Regions from separate parts of the Homo sapiens genome. Here region 1 is linked to region 2. A link is an interaction called in ENCODE POLR2A ChIA-PET data of the cell type or tissue named here. Cell type or tissue: Caco-2. All regions are shown on one strand.

What was found. ChIA-PET counts read pairs that join two places held together with the same protein. Peaks named below come from ENCODE experiments on the same cell type or tissue, not always from the same donor. Only the 100,000 strongest peaks of a DNase experiment are listed, where the experiment ranks them.
Region 1: POLR2A ChIA-PET joins it to region 2 with 11 read pairs; 8 of 35 experiments call an interaction of 5 or more read pairs at or near these places.

What each region holds. Positions count from the first base shown.
Region 1 is chr17:43,715,035-43,723,034 of GRCh38, forward strand. It overlaps the pseudogene WHSC1L2P. Among named protein-coding and RNA genes, the nearest start is that of SOST, 40 kb to the right of the region's middle. RefSeq lists an enhancer at 3,526-4,130 and silencers at 5,570-5,639, 5,670-5,779, 5,930-5,989. In Caco-2, no CTCF peak of the experiment used is centred here; DNase peaks (open chromatin) are centred at 3,792 and 5,777; H3K4me3 peaks cover 985 bases.
Region 2 is chr17:43,558,245-43,566,244 of GRCh38, forward strand. No RefSeq gene overlaps it. Among named protein-coding and RNA genes, the nearest start is that of ETV4, 16 kb to the left of the region's middle. In Caco-2, no CTCF peak of the experiment used is centred here; a DNase peak (open chromatin) is centred at 4,653.

The DNA of each region.
Region 1 (8,000 bases), 160 kb after region 2:
AGCTTCTGCCTCTCTTCCCTGGCTTTGCCTTCACAAAATCAAGAGTCTGATCTTACTCATATTATAGAGCTGGTCTTCAACCATGTTCTTTTTTTTTTTTTCCTTTTTTTTTTTTTGAGATGGAGTTTCGCTCATGTAGTCCAGGATGGAGTGCAATGGTGCGATCTGGGCTCACTGCAATCTCTGCCTCCCTGGTTCAAGCGATTCTCCTGCCTCAGCCTCCCAAATGGCTGGGATTACAGGTGCTTGCCACCACGCCTAGCTAATTTTTGTATTTTTAGAAGAGATAGGATTTCACCATGTTGGCCAGGCTATCTCAAACTCCTGACCTCAGGAGATCTGCCCGCTTCGGCCTCCCAAAGTGCTGGCATTACAGGCATGAGCCACCATGCCCAGCCCCATGTTCTTCGAATGGCCAAGAATATCAGTAGGTAAGGTTTGTTGAGCATGGATTGTGTGCCAGGTGCTGTGCTATGCCTTTGGCAAGCGTTATCCCATTACATCCTTTAACAGCACTCTCTGGTGGGTACTGCTCTTATACAAGATTTACAAAAGAGAAAAGAGACTCAGAGGAATGTAGGGGCTCACGTGAGATTGTAAAGTAGTGAGAAGTGGAGCTGGTCCTTCAGCTCAAATCCCTCTGATGCCAAAGAACTCAAACTCTGCAGTTCCATCATGTGCATCCTCACTCTCTCACTTCCTGCAGAGGATCTGTGGAGGTTGTAACTATTGTTTTCACCTGTCTCTTCCACTGGGCTCTGAGCTGCCCGAAGACAGATCTTTTTTTTTTTTTTGAGACAGAATTTTGCTCTTGTTGCCCAGGCTGGAGTGCAATGGCACGATCTTGGCTCACCACAGCCTCTGCCTCTTGGGTTCAAGCGATTCTCCTGCCTCAGCCTCCCGAGTAACTGGGATTACAGGCATGCGCCACCATGCCTGGCTACTTTTGTATTTTTAGTAGAGACGGGGTTTCTCTGTGTTGGTCAGGCTGGTCTTGAACTCCCGACCTTAGGTGATCTGTCTGTCTCGGCCTCCCAAAGTGCTGGGATTATAGGCGTGAGCCACCACGCCCGGCCCCGAAGACAGATCTTAATCATCTGATTTCCCATCCATTAATTCAGTCTTTCACCAAGGATGTATTGAGTGCCAATTATATGCCAGGCATCATCTGATGTGTTGGGGACAGAGAAATAAAACAGATAAAAATCCCTGCTGTTAATTCTAGCCTATGGTGACAAGAAGCAGATCCGTGGCTGCCTGGGGTGAGTGTGGGGTAGGAAATGGGAGAAATGGGGATGACTGCAACTTTGGGGGTAGTGGAAAATGTTCAGTATCGTGGTAGTGGTGGTGGCTGTACAGGTATATATATCCGCATACATCCCACAGTTCAGAATTATACACTTTAAATGGTAAATGGATACAGTTTATTATATGTAAATGATCCCTCAATTAAGTTGATTTAGAGGAACCTGGCCGGGCGTGGTGGCTCACACCTAGTATTCTCAGCACTTTGGGAGGCCGAGGTGGGCGGATCATGAGGTCAGGAGATAGAGACCATCCTAGCTAACATGGTGAAAACCCATCTCTACTAAAAACACGAAAACAAAAAATTAGCCGGGTGTGGTGGTGGGCGCCTGTAGTCCCAGCTACTCGGGACACTGAACCTGGGAGGCGGAGCTGGCAGTGAGCTGAGATCGCACCACTTCACTCCAGCCTGGGCAACAGAGCAAGACTCTGCCTTGAAAAAAAAAAAAAAAAAAGAACCCTTGCTCTTATGGAGAAGCATTCTACTGGGGAAAACAGACAATAAACACATAGATAAATAAAACATATGTCAGAAAGGGGTAAGTGATGCTCAGAAAAATAGGACAAGGGATCAGAAGTGCTAGGCGTTGCAATTTAAAATAATGGGGTCTGGAAAGCCACCCTGAGAAGGGCCAATGGAGCTATGCCCAGCCTGTGGTATCCTTCCTCAGGCAGGGGACTGTACCCCCAGCTTACAAGCCTTTTCGAGGCACCTTCAGGGTTTGAGCCCAAAATGCACTGCACATTAAGTGTTATTGATGGGCTTGTGGAAATCTGCTCTCCGTCAGGCTCTGATGAAACTTTTCCAACAGGAGACTGAACTCAGTACTGGGCATGGCCCCCTGCACATAGTAAGTCCACAGCAAATGTGTGTGGGGTGAATACTGTCTTCTTTATCCTCCCTTTTTCTACTCCAGTCCAGGTAGACGGTGTATCTACCCACCCAATTTTGCTGTTTCTGGTACCCTCAGTGGGTCTTGCCTGCTCTTCCTCCTTGAAATCATTACTCAGAGGTCTCCGTGTCAGCTCCAGACAGATGGGCCTGGTGCTCCTTTATCTCAATACAATTCCCCCGCTCCCAGGCTCCAGGGGAAATCCTGAGCTAACTTTGGTCTTTCCTAAACTCCACACTTCCCTTTGGGCACCTCTTTCCCCATTGCGGGGCTCCCTTTCAGAATTTGCTGCTTTATTTATTTATTTATTTTTGTCAGAGGTGCATTAATGATGCTTTATTTAAAAACAAAAAACTTGGCCAGGCGCGGTGGCTTATGCCTGTAATCCCAGCACTTTGGGAGGCTGAGGTGGGCGGATCACAAGGTCAGGAGATCAAGACCATCCAGACCAACATGGTGAAACCCAGTCTGTACTAAAAATACAAAAAAAAAAAAAAAAAAAAATCAGCCGGGCGTGGCACATGCCTGTAATTCCAGCTACTCAGGAGGCTGAGGCAGGAGAATCACTTGAACCCGGGAGGCAGAGGTTGCAGTGAGCCGAGATTGGGCCACTGCACTCCAGCCTGGGTGACAGAGCGAGACTCCATCTCAAACAAAAAAACACCACAAATAAATAAAAAATAAAAACAAAAAACCAAAAACAGTCCATTCCATGTCGTGTTGAAACTGATCAGTGTAAGTTAAATGGTGGTTTTTAGGCTGGACCCATGATTTAAGCTGTACCCATCCAGCTCAAACTGAAAAAAAAAAAAATCATTTGAATGTTAAAGCAATCGTTCAGAGTCTTCAAGAAGAAACCAGGCAGGAAAATGCCAATAATGATGACTGGCAAAATCAAAATCTAAAACAAATAAACTGTTTATCAAGCTGCCGACAGAAAAAGAAATCTTGCATGGAGACTACAAGTCTGGATTTTCTGGGATGAAATTGTACAGGAATCTCAGTCTACAGTTTCCTCAATCGCTGTGGAGATGGAGCTGTCACTGAATCTGACAGAGCCCTGCACTCCCCAGTCCGCCGACCCTTTCTGTAATCCAGTCTTCACTGTAGCCTGAGGAACTATTTCAACCTGCTCCTTTTTTATCTTCTTCTTTGGCACAACCTCAGTGGACTTCTCTGATTCAGAACAAGTTCTAATTGATCTTCTCTGTTGCTTCTTTTCTACTGAGCCTGTAGAACCAGATGTTGCTTCAAGAGATGATATATTCTGCATTGGCTTTTCATTTCTCTGGTTTGGTTTAGAAATTATAAGCCTGTCTTGCCCCCTGACACTTATTTCTGTTTTGTTACCAATTCCCTTTGTTGAATAAACAAATTAATTTCCCATCCTCTGTAGCATTCTGAAGAGCAAACACTTCTTCAATTTTCACAGCTGGAGACATGTTACACTTCTGCAAATCCAGGCTCCCTTTGTGCATTGTAATGGAAGCTGGTAGGATTTCCTTGCTGCCACAGTTTTCCAGGCTATTTTAACAGGAGGTGGCTCTTCCTCGTCCGCGCTTGTGTGCTGCCTCGGGCTGTGTCTCCAAATGTCAGTACTTGAGAGTGAGGAGGCCACCTCCCCTGCATTGATCTGTTCTGGCTGAGTTTAAAGCACAGATCTTGGTCATCAGGTTTTTTTAACTTCGGCTTTGGAGACAACATTCTTTTTTTTTTTTTTTTTAGATGGAGTCTCGCTCTGTCGCCCAGGCTGGAATGCAGTGGTGCGATCTCCGGTTCATGCCATTCTCCTGCCTCAGCCTCCCAAGTACCTGGGATTACAGGCGCCCACCACCATGCCCGGCTAATTTTTTTGTATTTTTTTAGTAGAGACGGGGTTTCACCGTGTTAGCCAGGATGGTCTCAATCTCCTGACCTTGTGATCCGCCCGCCTGGGCCTCCCAAAGTGCTGGGATTACAGACGTGAGCCACCGCGCCCGGCCCCAACATTCTTTTTTGCTTGGGATAAACCCTCTTCAGGCTGTTAATCAATATAGATAAAAGTATACTGTTCTATTCTTTCTTCTCAAGTCATTTTCAATGCTTTCTCTGCATGGGCAATGCCAAAATCCCATTGAGCATGTTCTCTCTGAGGTCAGGGTTTCCAAATCTTTTGTTTCTCAGAGTGATTGCTGGCTTGTTTGGTTGCCTCAGCCAGTAATTCTTCATACCGCTTATGACCTTTATACTCCTGTACCCATTTTTCATGAACCCACACCCTCTCTGGCTGTTTGCTAAAACACTGGACATGATATTTTCGGGCACCTCCTGTGTTAATTTTGGTATGAACCTCCAGCTGGGGATCACTTCAATCCATACAAGGCCAGCACGGATAGGTTCCCACCTTGGACCACACAAGATCACCAACTTGAAACTTAACACCAGTGGACACTTCTGTTGTTGGAACAGAAGATAGTATTGGCTGAACTGGGGCTTCCTCTTTTAGTACTGGATCTTCCCTTGGTTTTTCTGATATGGTGTGAACCCTCTCATTTGGTCTATTTTGTTCCTCTGGTTCTAATTTGGGGATTTTGTGTGACTTGCGCTCTTCAGATCTTGATGAGTCATGCTTTTTGGGTTTTTTCCTCTTTTCTTTTCTGCTTTCATGCTTTGACTTCGTGTGCTCACTTGCCTGTACTTCATTTAAAAGGTCTCCACAAAGGGAAGACTTGAACAATTCCCTGCCATTCTGGATAGTTTTGGTTATTTTTAGTTTAACTTCAGGTGAGCCACTCTTCTTTGGAATCACAGTTTGTGGTACCGAAGTGGTGGCTGTGGAGGGGAAGGGTTTTCTAGAATTTAATGTGGTCTTCTGTTTAGAATTTCTGAATGGTAATAGTCAGTGGGGCTAAAGTTTCTAGCTGCGCCAAAGTCATTGGCTGACCCATTAGGATATTGATTATGCGACTGGTATTTGGTTTGAATTTCATACATGCTGATTGATGGCAGGTAGCCATTTGTGAGTGGAGGAAGATCTGTTGTAGGTGAGTATTGAAAGCTTTGCTGCAAGGTAGCTTCGTATGGTGTCTGGCCACCATCTTCAGCAATGTCAATTTTGTTATCAAAGGCATCCTCCTGACGGATGCTGGCGGAGTCAGTGAGTTGAGGTGGTTGTTGAACTGTGTTTCCCGTGATCCCTTGCATGAAAGAGAAAGAGAAATCCATTGTTCTGCTCCAGCATTCTTAACTTTCCCTTTCTCTCATCGGGCCTTCAGTTTGTCCCGTTCTAACCGCCCGGCCGTCTCAATGCGATCACAGGAGGGACACGGAGATCGAGGAGGGCCACAGCCGGACCAGGCCAGGCGTGCTGCGGCAGGAGGAAGGCTCCGGAGGTGGGGTGGGAAGGGGAGGCCGAGAGACGGGTGTCGCCGCGCCCCCGCTGCCGCCAGAGAGGAGCCTACGGCTGGCAGCCTGGCCTGGGCAGCAGGGTCCTCGGCGCTCGGCTGGGAAATCGCACGTCTCTCCGCGGTGACCTGTGCACAGCCCCTGGGCCTCCGCCTCCGTGCTGGCAGCCTCCGCCTCAGCGCACAAAGCCCCGTCACCCCGACTCTCGGGGCGCCGCCGCCGCCAAATCCTCAGCCCCTCCCTCATTGGCCGCGGCGTCTGCCGGGAAGTGCAGTCCCGGGTTTGGGGCGATGGAGCCCAGGAGGAAGCGGCGAGTCAGCGCGGCGGAAAGGGCGGAGGGGACGGAGGGGGCGGAGGGGACGAACCACGAACGCCCGCGGCCGCGAGGGTCTGGACGACAAAGGAGAGACTAGGCGAGAGGGCTTGTTGCTTTTTTTTTTTTTTTTTTTTTTTTTTTTTTTTTTGAGACGGAGTCTCGCTCTGTCACCCAGGCTGGAGTGCAATGGCGCGATCTCGGCTCGCTGCAACCTCCGCCTCCCGGGTTCAAGCGATTCTCCTGCTTCAGCCTCCGAGGAGCTGGGATTACGGGGGCGCGCCTCCACGCCCAGCTAATTCTTTGTACTTTTAGTAGAGATGGGGTTTCACCATGTTGGCCAGGCTGGTATCGAACTCCTGACCTCGCGATCCACCCGCCTTGGTGTTGCACTTTTATAACTCTTTTTACCTTCTCACCAAACTAGCATTTAGGAAAAAAAAAAAATCAACAAAAACAAAACAAAAAAACCAAAAACCTCTATCAGTCATTTACACGTTAGTTGGAAATAATTTAGACCAGTGTGGCTCTCCTTCGCAGAACACATTCAGTCCTCTGTGATTATTAGAAGCAAGGTTCACCTTTTGATCTTGGTTAAAGAAATTTCAGGCTAAATTTCTGGGGAGGAGATGTATTTCAGGTTCCAGGATCCCAGAATTGCTCTGCACAAGTCACAGCCATCCTTGTTCCCTGAAGTCTCTGTTGGCTGCACCATGTCTGCTGCTCCTTTATGAGTGGTTTTGGGAGAGGCCAGGCTGAGCTCTTACTAGCTCCTTGCAACAAAACAAGCGAATGTGAAAAGTCTTAAACACTCAGCTTTCTGGTCAGAGGAAATCCCAAAATCAGCATGACTCAGGATTTTAAGTGCCCCATAGAGTGTCCAAGAGAAGAAACCTAGGAGTCTAGGGTCTTTCAAAACCCCAAAGTTAAAACCTTTTATCACCCTTTCCTGACCTTCCTGGCTTAGGATTTTAGGCAGCCTCTTGGAGGCCTCCCTTGCCTGGGGCACACTTGGCCATAAACCCATTCATTCAGCCCTACTGATTTAGTGCCCATTATGTGCCAGGCAGAGGAAAAGTAGAAATGGTAGGATCTATCTTCAAGGGGCTCAAAGTCTGCAGGAAACAGGATCCGCTAACAAATTAGAGCACAAGGGTGTGCCGAGTGCTATAATAGCAGTGTGGGTTGCTGTTGAGAAAATACAGAGGAGGGTACCACCAGGGAGCTTCTATGAGTTGAGCTGAGCCTTGAAGGTTGAAGAGGCATTTCTCACATAGAGAAGACGAAATAGTGCCCTGATTGTATACTAGGAATGAAAACACCAAGTGCTTACCAAGCTCAGATAGGTAACGTAAATGAATGGAGTAGGTGAGTAAAGTAGCAGGGATTGTCAGCGGTGGTGGGGAAGTGGAAGGCCTGCATCCTGCCTACAGGGCTTCTGCTGGAAAGACAGCCTGGCCTGGATTCAGCCTCCATTTGCACCTTCTGCTAGGTGCTTTTGTGCAGTGCACAACTCACACAACCTCACATGGCTGCCCTGCCTGCCTAAGCTGGCCATCAGCTGCTTGTTGCCATACTGAAAAAGAGGGTTTGGTTTTGCCTCGCCTTGCTTTTTCAATAGAAGCCAGAAACTTGAATTTTTATGTAAAAATTTCCAATTTGTCAAATGCCATTGTAGCCAAACAAAAATCTAGCCTCAGGCTGGATCCACCATAGAGTTTCAGTTTGAGACCCCGATGGGAACCAGTCCCCTGGGCACATGCTGCTCTCTCTCCTCCATACCATGCAACACAGTCCTTTGCTGAGATTTGACAAGGGAAACACAGTCATAGATGAAACCCCCTACAGCTGCTGCAAAGCCCTTCAGAAACATGAGATTGGCCTCTGAACCAGAGGAAAGTAACGTGGGGCTGTACAACAGCAGCCAGCCTGTGAGACTGATGGATAAAGCTTTAATTTATCGGTGCACCTTGTTTGGAGAAAGCTTCCCTGCCCTCTTGGCTGCCCCCACCTCCAACCCCTCCTGTTTTGCTAATGATAAATGACAAGCAGTGGACATTTATTAATTAAACCACCCGCTGTAGCCATTGGTAAAACCCAAGGCC
Region 2 (8,000 bases):
TGCTCATCTTCCCCAACCTTGTGTTACTATGAAATCCTCTGTGGATCTGGCTTGAGTCTCCCCACTGTGGATCTGGCTTGAGTCTCCCCACTGGATTAGAAGTTCCTAGAGAGCAGGCTGGGTGCCTCACTTCTGTGCTCCCTGTGGCACCCAAGCCTGCCCCTGGAACAGTCAGGGCTTTGCAAACTCCCTGCTGAAGCTGAATCAGAGGGAGTAGCTTTGTTCAGCCTCTGGAACTGAGTTCACAGCCAAGGAGTGCTCTCAGGAGAGATATGGAAGGACATGTATGGCCTGTAAGCTACAAAGTGCTTTTTTTCAATGACTGAAAAAACATTTTTTAAACACAATATTTTTTGACATGTGAATATATGAGAAATTCATTTTTTTTTCTTTTTGGAGTTTCACTCTGTCACCCAGGCTGGAGTGCATTGGCGTGATCTCAGCTCACTACAACCTCTGCCTCCCGGGTTCAAGCGATTCTTATGCCTCAGTCTCCTGAGAAGCTGGGACTACAGGTGCATGCCACCACGCCTGGCTAATTTTTTGTATTTTTAGTAGAGATGGGGTTTTGCCACATTACCCAGGCTGGTCTCCAACTCGTGTTCAGGCAATCCGCCTGCCTTGGCTTCCCAAAGTGCTAGGATCACAGGAATGAGCCACTGCTCCTGGCCGACAAATTCAAATTTTAGTGTGCAGAGATAGTTTTATTAGGACACAGCCATGCTTACTTACTATTTTAGGTTGCTTTGTGTTACAACAGGACAGTTTAATATTTGCAAGAGCCACAGTATGGCTTGAAAAGCCTAAAATATTTACTCTCTGGCCCTGAACAGAAAAAGTTCGCAGGCAGAGAACCTAATTCACAAATACTAGGAATCCACGTTGAAGGTTGGGCAGCCCAAGGGAGGTGGTCAAGTGTCTCTGGGCAAGGCAGGGGCAAGGGCAGCCCAGCAGGAAGCAGGAAGGGAACTTGCCTAAGGTTGCCCTGCTGGGAAGGGGTAGAGCTAGCCTGTGAACCCAGGCTTGTTTGCTTTCAGAAGCCAAATACCTGTCCACAGCCACAGAAGAGGCCTGGACTTTGGTATTTAAAGGAGAGATAGAGACCCTCCTCACTGAGAGGATCAGAGAAGACTTCTTGGAGGAGGTGGCATTGGAGCTAGCATTGAGGTGGGTAGGATTTGGGTGTGGGGCTAGAGGGAGGATATTCCGGGCTTAGGGAATATCAGGACCAAGGGCAGGAGTCTGGGAAGCACAAGGTTAAATTAGGGGAGGGGGAAGACTCTAGGGTGCGGTGGAAGGGAGTTTTGGGAAGTGGGGAGATAGTCCTTGGAAACCCTTGAGATATTTGCCTTGGAATTTTCTCTTTGGAATCTTGGCTCTGTGGCCCCAGGCCTGATGTCTTTGCCGGCTGGCCACGAAGCTGAGAGTAATTCCAGGCTAGCGTGAGAGGCCCTGGTAGGTCAGAGTGTCTGGTTGCCTAAGCTTTTGTACATCAGTGGCCTTGGACACGTTTTCCTGGATGCAGGCCTGGTCTCGGTGGCAAGGCTTTCCCTGAGTGGAGCCTGGGCTATCTCCCTGGTAGAGATTCCAAGACCTGCCTGTGAATTTTCCATGGGGCCATCACACCCCTGGAACTGAGGAAAGAAAAAGGGGGAAGTGGTTTTCCTTTGCAAGCATGAAGCTGGTGGCTTCTCCTTAGAGGTCCTAGCTGGACCCCATCCTCCCTTCTGGGATGGAGTGGAGGAAATTTTACCTTTGGGAACCTGGGAGGCCAAAGTTCTGGAGATTTAGCAGCTGACATCCCTAAAGGATAAGCCTTAGGCCTCCTGGCAACTACATCAGTGCTTAATAAATGTTTGTGAGTGAAGGAATGAGTGAGTGGGTGCTGGGGGAAGGGGTTTGTCCACAGGGGTGCAAAACAGGCCTCTACCTGCCAGACACTTCCTGTTTAGTCGGGGAGGTGGGTGGGAGGTGGCACTGTGCTGTTATAATAATAACATTTTTCATAACTGAGGTTTAAGCACTAAAGGCAACCCAGGATAGGTACATATCAACAGGAGGGCAGAGGAAGCCACTCCTGGAGGTGTTCCCGTTCTAGCCCACAGAGGCTCTGAGTTCCTGCCCTGCTTAGTGCTGGCTTGTCCTGGAAGTTCCATCATTCTAGGTGCTAGACCCTCACTTGGTCTCTGCTGCTCTCTACTGAGGATGGAGACTTCAGAACCATGACCTCGTGCAGAGGGATCACTGGTATATGTGGGTCTCCTGGGGGTAGAGGAAGGGGGCATTTGTGACCTTGGGTCCTGCTGGCCCCCCTCTGGGAGTTACAAAGCTTACTTTCTCTGCTCAGACAGGGCTGGGGGAGTGAGTTGTTCTTTTTGCCCAACCCAATTTCAGCAACTGCATGTGAGGGAGAACCACGGCAGCTTTGAGTCACACTCCTAGTGCCCTGCTTGTCCCATGGTAGGAGGGTGTCTGCTCATGCCTCCAAGTCACTCACTTCTCCAGGGCTCTGTAGCCCACCCCTCTTCGCTGGTCCCCTCAGGATCTCAAACTCTGGAGACCTCAAGTCATTCAGCTTTGACCCTGCTCTATTCCCTCTCCCAGGGCAGGCCGCTGCTACAGGGAAGGGAGCCCAACAGAATCGTCTCTGTGCAGCTTTGCACCATGGAGTCTCACCCAGCCCTCTATATTATTGTACCAAAACCTGGAGGCTCAGAAAGGTTAAGTGACTTGCCTGACTCACACAGCCAAGAATGGCAGTTGGAGCTTGAATGCCTGTGAACTTCTGTCTAGTGTATCAGTAGATTCAATGGACTGAAAACAGGAGACCTGAGGTCTGACCCAGACACCCATGTCCAGAGGCGCAGGGCAAGGAGGCAGAGGCTCAGTTGAGGAATCCTAGTTCCTGATAACAGAGATGACAGCTAAAGTCAGAGAAAGGAAGTTAAGAAAGAAAGGGATTGCTGGTGGTGAAGCTCTGGCTTCTCTATGCCTAGTGGCTGTTGATTCAAGATGCCCTCTGTGGCCGAACCTTTGGGGTCAGGTGAGGAGGAGGATAGGGCCTTAATTTAGACAGAACCCTTGGGCCCCTGCCTTCCAGTGGAAATACCAGGGTAATGGAAACTGCAAATAGGTGTTATACCTGGGGTTTCAACTAGGGTTCCAAACAGGAATATTCCTGGGGCTGGGGTAGAGGGAGGAGGTAGTTAGTAATTATTTCCATTTTATTCATTTATTGAGCAATTGCTACATGCCAGGCACTGTGTTAGGAGATGAGAATACAGGGTCAACGACAGTCAAGAACAACAGCAAATCTTTCATCGTTCATCATGTGCCAGGCTAAATGTTTTGCATGTGCTACTCATTTATTCCACATCATATATGTGTACAGCGTAGAGAAGTTTCTTTCTAACTTCTCTGTTAGAAAGTTTCTAAGTGTCTGGGCGCAGTGGCTCACGCCTGTAATCCCAGCACTTTGGGAGGCCGAGGTGGGTGAATAAACTGAGGTCAGGAGTTCGAGACCATCCTGGCCAACATGGAGAAACCCTGTCTCTACTAAAAATACAAAATTCGCCAGGCGTGGTGGCGCATGCTTATAGTCCCAGCTACTCGGGAGGCTGAGGCAGAAGAATCGCTTGAACCTGGGAGGCGGAGGTTGTGGTGAGCTGAGATGGCACCATTGCACTTCAGCCTGGGCAACAAGAGCGAAACTCCTTCTCAAAAAAAAAAAAAAAAAAAAGAAAGAAAAGAAAGTTTCCCAAAGTCACAGAGCTAGTGAATAGCAAGGGGAGTCAATGAGTAAGCTCAGGCCAGCAACCCTGCAAATCAGATCTCTCTCCAGCAGAGGTGTGCTCTGAGTGTCCCAGGGATTTGAGAGAGGGGCTCTGCTTGGGGAAGTGGGGAGGCAGCATTTGAGCCAGTCCTCATGGGATGAATGAAATTTCTTCCTAGGAGAGGGGAGAAGGTTCCAGGTTTAAAGAAGCAGCATTTGCCAAGGTGTAGGAGCCAGAAAGGAAATCCTAGGGGAGAGACAAATTTGGGGGTAGTCCTCAAAATTCCTACCCTCAGGCTAGGGAGTGTGAGCATTTTGAAGACCTTGTTTAGGAGCTTGTATTATATCCTATAGATCATGGGAGTCACTGGGGTCGGGGGCAGGGTGGCGGAGCATGGGTAGGTTAAAGCAATTCTGACTGAATCAGACCCTAGGCAAGAGGAAGGAGGTCACTGCCTTGGAATCTTCAAGAGTCGCTCATCCCTGATCCTGTCCCCCTTTTGCCACATAAGATGTGATGCCATCACTCAACTCATCATTCACCAACAAGCTATGGGGCCTGGAACCTTTCTATGCCTCAGTTTCCTCATCTGTAAAACGGCAATACTAGTAGTACCTGCCTCAGAGACCTGGGTGTGCAGGTAAATTGAGATGCTCTAGGGAAGCTCAGGCTTTCAGTAAGGGATCAATAAAGGCTAGTTCCTGTTATCAGATGTTACCTCCCCACCCTGTCCCGGGTCCAGTCAGCATCTCGAAGTCCTGACTCTCAGGAATGCCCCCACTCCGCCTACCAGTCTGATCTAAATCCCTCTGCTGCAGATGGAGCCCAGCTTCCCTGACAGCCTTTCAGGACGGGAAGCTCCATGTTTAGTGTTCCCCACCCTCGTCCAGCCTCTCTAATCTCAGCTCTTCCCTTTCCCCTCCCCTGTGATTATCATAAACCCTCTCGAGTTAGGCAGGCTTGGCTGGGCCCCATGCCCCTTTGAAGTCCCAAGCCAGGTTCCCAGCCTCACACACTGACTTCTGAGAAAGCTGCTTCCCATCAAATCCTGCCGCCAAAAAGACTCTCCTCTTAGGTATTCCTGCCAACTCCGTTTTATAATCTCCGTGCCGGGGAGGGAGGACAGTTCAGGCACTTTGTCTGCAGGAAGGAAGCAATTAAATTATTAGCACTTTGAGAAATTAAACGACATAACTTACGGCGGAATAAGTTTAGCCAAAAAAAAAAAAAAACCTTGTAATGTGAGAAAACAATTAAAAAGAATTATATAAGGTTGGGCTCGCTCCTTTATTGCAATAGAGTTAGCAGTTCATTGATTATCGTCCTGTTATAATGCAGCAGGATGGTGCGGGCTGCTGCGGAGGCAGCGACATTCAGGAAGCAAAGCGCTTAGTTGGGTCCTGCAAGAAGAAGAGGTGGGGGAGCTGAAAGGTTTTCCTGGAGGGCAAGGGGGAGGGGAGAGTGGGGTCAGAGGAGGATCACCAAAGCAGCAGCTCTTCTTCCCTTCTCCCTGCTCCTGCCTTGGTAGACATGGAAAAGAGCTAGTCAATTTCAGCAGTTTGTCAGTTGCTGGGGCAGTCAATTCCCTGTGCCCAAAAGATTCTTTTCCTAGGTATTCATCCAGTGAAATGTTCACACGGCTCCATAAGGAGATGTGGATGAGGATGATCAGAGCAGCCTCATAGGAGGCACCCTGGGTGTCCCTCACTGGGAGAGTGGAAAGGTCAAGTGGGTGGAAGCACCAAGGGGCGCCAGGTAGCAGCAAGAAGCACTGACGCCTGTACACAGAGCCCCGCGATAGATCTCAAAAACGTAGTGCTCCGCAACAGCAAAAAATACAAATTCTCTCTACCCGCAACGACATAGGGGAGTCTCCCAGACAAGTTGAGCAAAAGAAGCAAGACATGAAAGACAGGTACGATTCCATGCAGAGGAAGTTCAAGAAAAAATTCAATGAATGGGTGGAGATGGGAGCTGGAAGAGTGGGTACCTCAGGCAGGGAAGGGGGCAGTTTATTGACTGTGAAGGGACACAAGGGAAACTTGGCTGGGGTACTGGAAATGTTCTATATTTTGATCTCGGTGATGATTACACAGATGTATATGTAGGCTAAAAATCGAGTTTCATATTTCAGATCAGTGCACATTACTCACTTTACCGTATATATGTTATACCTCAACAGGAAAGGAAAGAGCAAACAAATGTTGTAGAGGAAAAAAATTGTAGGAAACAAAATATATAACACAATGCTATTTATGTAAATAAACCCCATGCCTACGAAATAACTACCCATCCTGAAAGAACTCAGCAAACAGATTGGGTGCAGTGGCTCATGCCTATAATCCCAGCACTTTGGGATGCTGAGGTGGGGTGATCGCTTGAGCCCAGGAGTTCAAGACCAGCCTGGACAACACAGTGAGACCCCATCTCTACAAAAAAATGAAAAAAATTACAGTGGCATGTCCTTGTAGTCCCAGCAAGTTAGGAGGCTGAGGTGAGAGGATTGCTTGAGCCCATGAGGTCAAGGCTGCAGTGAACTCTGATCTCACCAGTTCACTCCAGCCTGGGTGACAGAGAAGACCCTGTCTCAAAAAAAAAAAAAAAAAAAAAGGGAATGTATGAATGAATGAAACCAAGAGCAGGGCACTACACAGACCAGTTATGACAACAGGCCATGAACGGAGAGTATGGTAGACTCAACCCTCTCCTTCCGAAGTAGAAGCTTGTAGAAAAAGTGCTAATTAATCATATCAGGAGGTCTTTGGGCTGGGTGTGGTATGTGTAGGGTGTTGGGGCATTTTGATCTGGGGAGTGAGTGTAGATTCAGTCACTGATGCCTACCAGGAGGAAAGGGAGGTACAGATCTAGCATTTGTAAACTTCTCTGCAGTTTGCAAAGCAATGCCATGTCTACCACCTCAGAGAGCCTCACATAGGGTGTTTCCTGGAGGGAGTGAACTGGAGCCAGCCCGCCTGCTACCACCCCAAGATGGGTTTCCCTGGCAGGTGATCTAACCTCTCTGCATCTGGGCCATGGGGATGATAAAAAGAATGTCTAGAGTGAGAGGGGAGTTAGAACACAGTTTAGAGAAGGGGTCAGCCACCTTTTTCTTCTCTTTTCTTTTTTGAGACAGAGTTTCGCTCCTGTCACCCAGGCTGGAGTCCAATGGTGCGATCTTGGCTCACTGCAACCTCCGCCTCCTGGGTTCAAGTGATTCTCCTGCCTCAGCCTTCGGAGTAGCTGGGATTACAGGTGCCCGCCACTGCGCCCAGCTAATTTTTGTACTTTTAGTGGAGATAGGGTTTCACTATGTTGGCCAGGCTGGTCTTGAACTCCTAACCTCAGGTGATCCACCCGCCTTAGCCTCCTAAAGTGCTGGGATTACAGGCACGACCCACTGTGCCCGGCCCAGCCACCTTTTTCTATAGAAGGTCAGGTGGTAAATATTTTAGCCTTTGAGGGCCATAAGGTCTCTGTCATACCTACTCTGGAAGCAGCCATAGATGTAAATGAATGAGCATGACTGTGTTCCAACAAAATTTTATTTATGGACACGGACATTTGAATTTCATGTAATTTTCATATGTCACAAAGTATTATTCCTTTTTTTAACTTTTAGGTTCAGGGGTACATGTGCAGGTTTGTTATATAGGTAAACTTGTGTCACGGGGTTTTGTTGTACAGATTATTTCATCACCTAGGTACTAAGCCCAGTACCCAATATTTGTTTATTTATTTATTTTTTTAGAAATAGGGTCAGCCGGGTATGGTGGCTCACGTCTGTAATCCGAACACTTTGGGAGGCCAAGGTGGGCAGATCACTTGAGGTAAGGAGTTTGAGACCAGCCTGGCCAACATGGTGAAAATCCATCTCTACTGAAAATACAAAAATTAGCCAGGTGTGGTGGCACAGGCCTATAGTGTCAGTTACTTGGGAGGCTGAGGGAGGAGAATAGCTTGAACCCGGGAGGCAGAGGTTGCGGTGAGCTGAGATCGCACCACTGCACTCCAGCCTGGGTGACAGAGCGAGACTCCGTCTCAAAGAAAAAAAAAAGAGAGAGACAGGGCCTCACTCTGTTGCCCAGACTAGAGCACAGTGGCACCATCATGCTCACTGCTGGCTGGAACTCTTGGGCTCAAGTGATCCTCCTGCCTCAGCTTCCCAAGTAGCTAGGGCTACAGGCACATGCCATCACACCTGGATAATTTTTTAATTTTTTGTTGAGA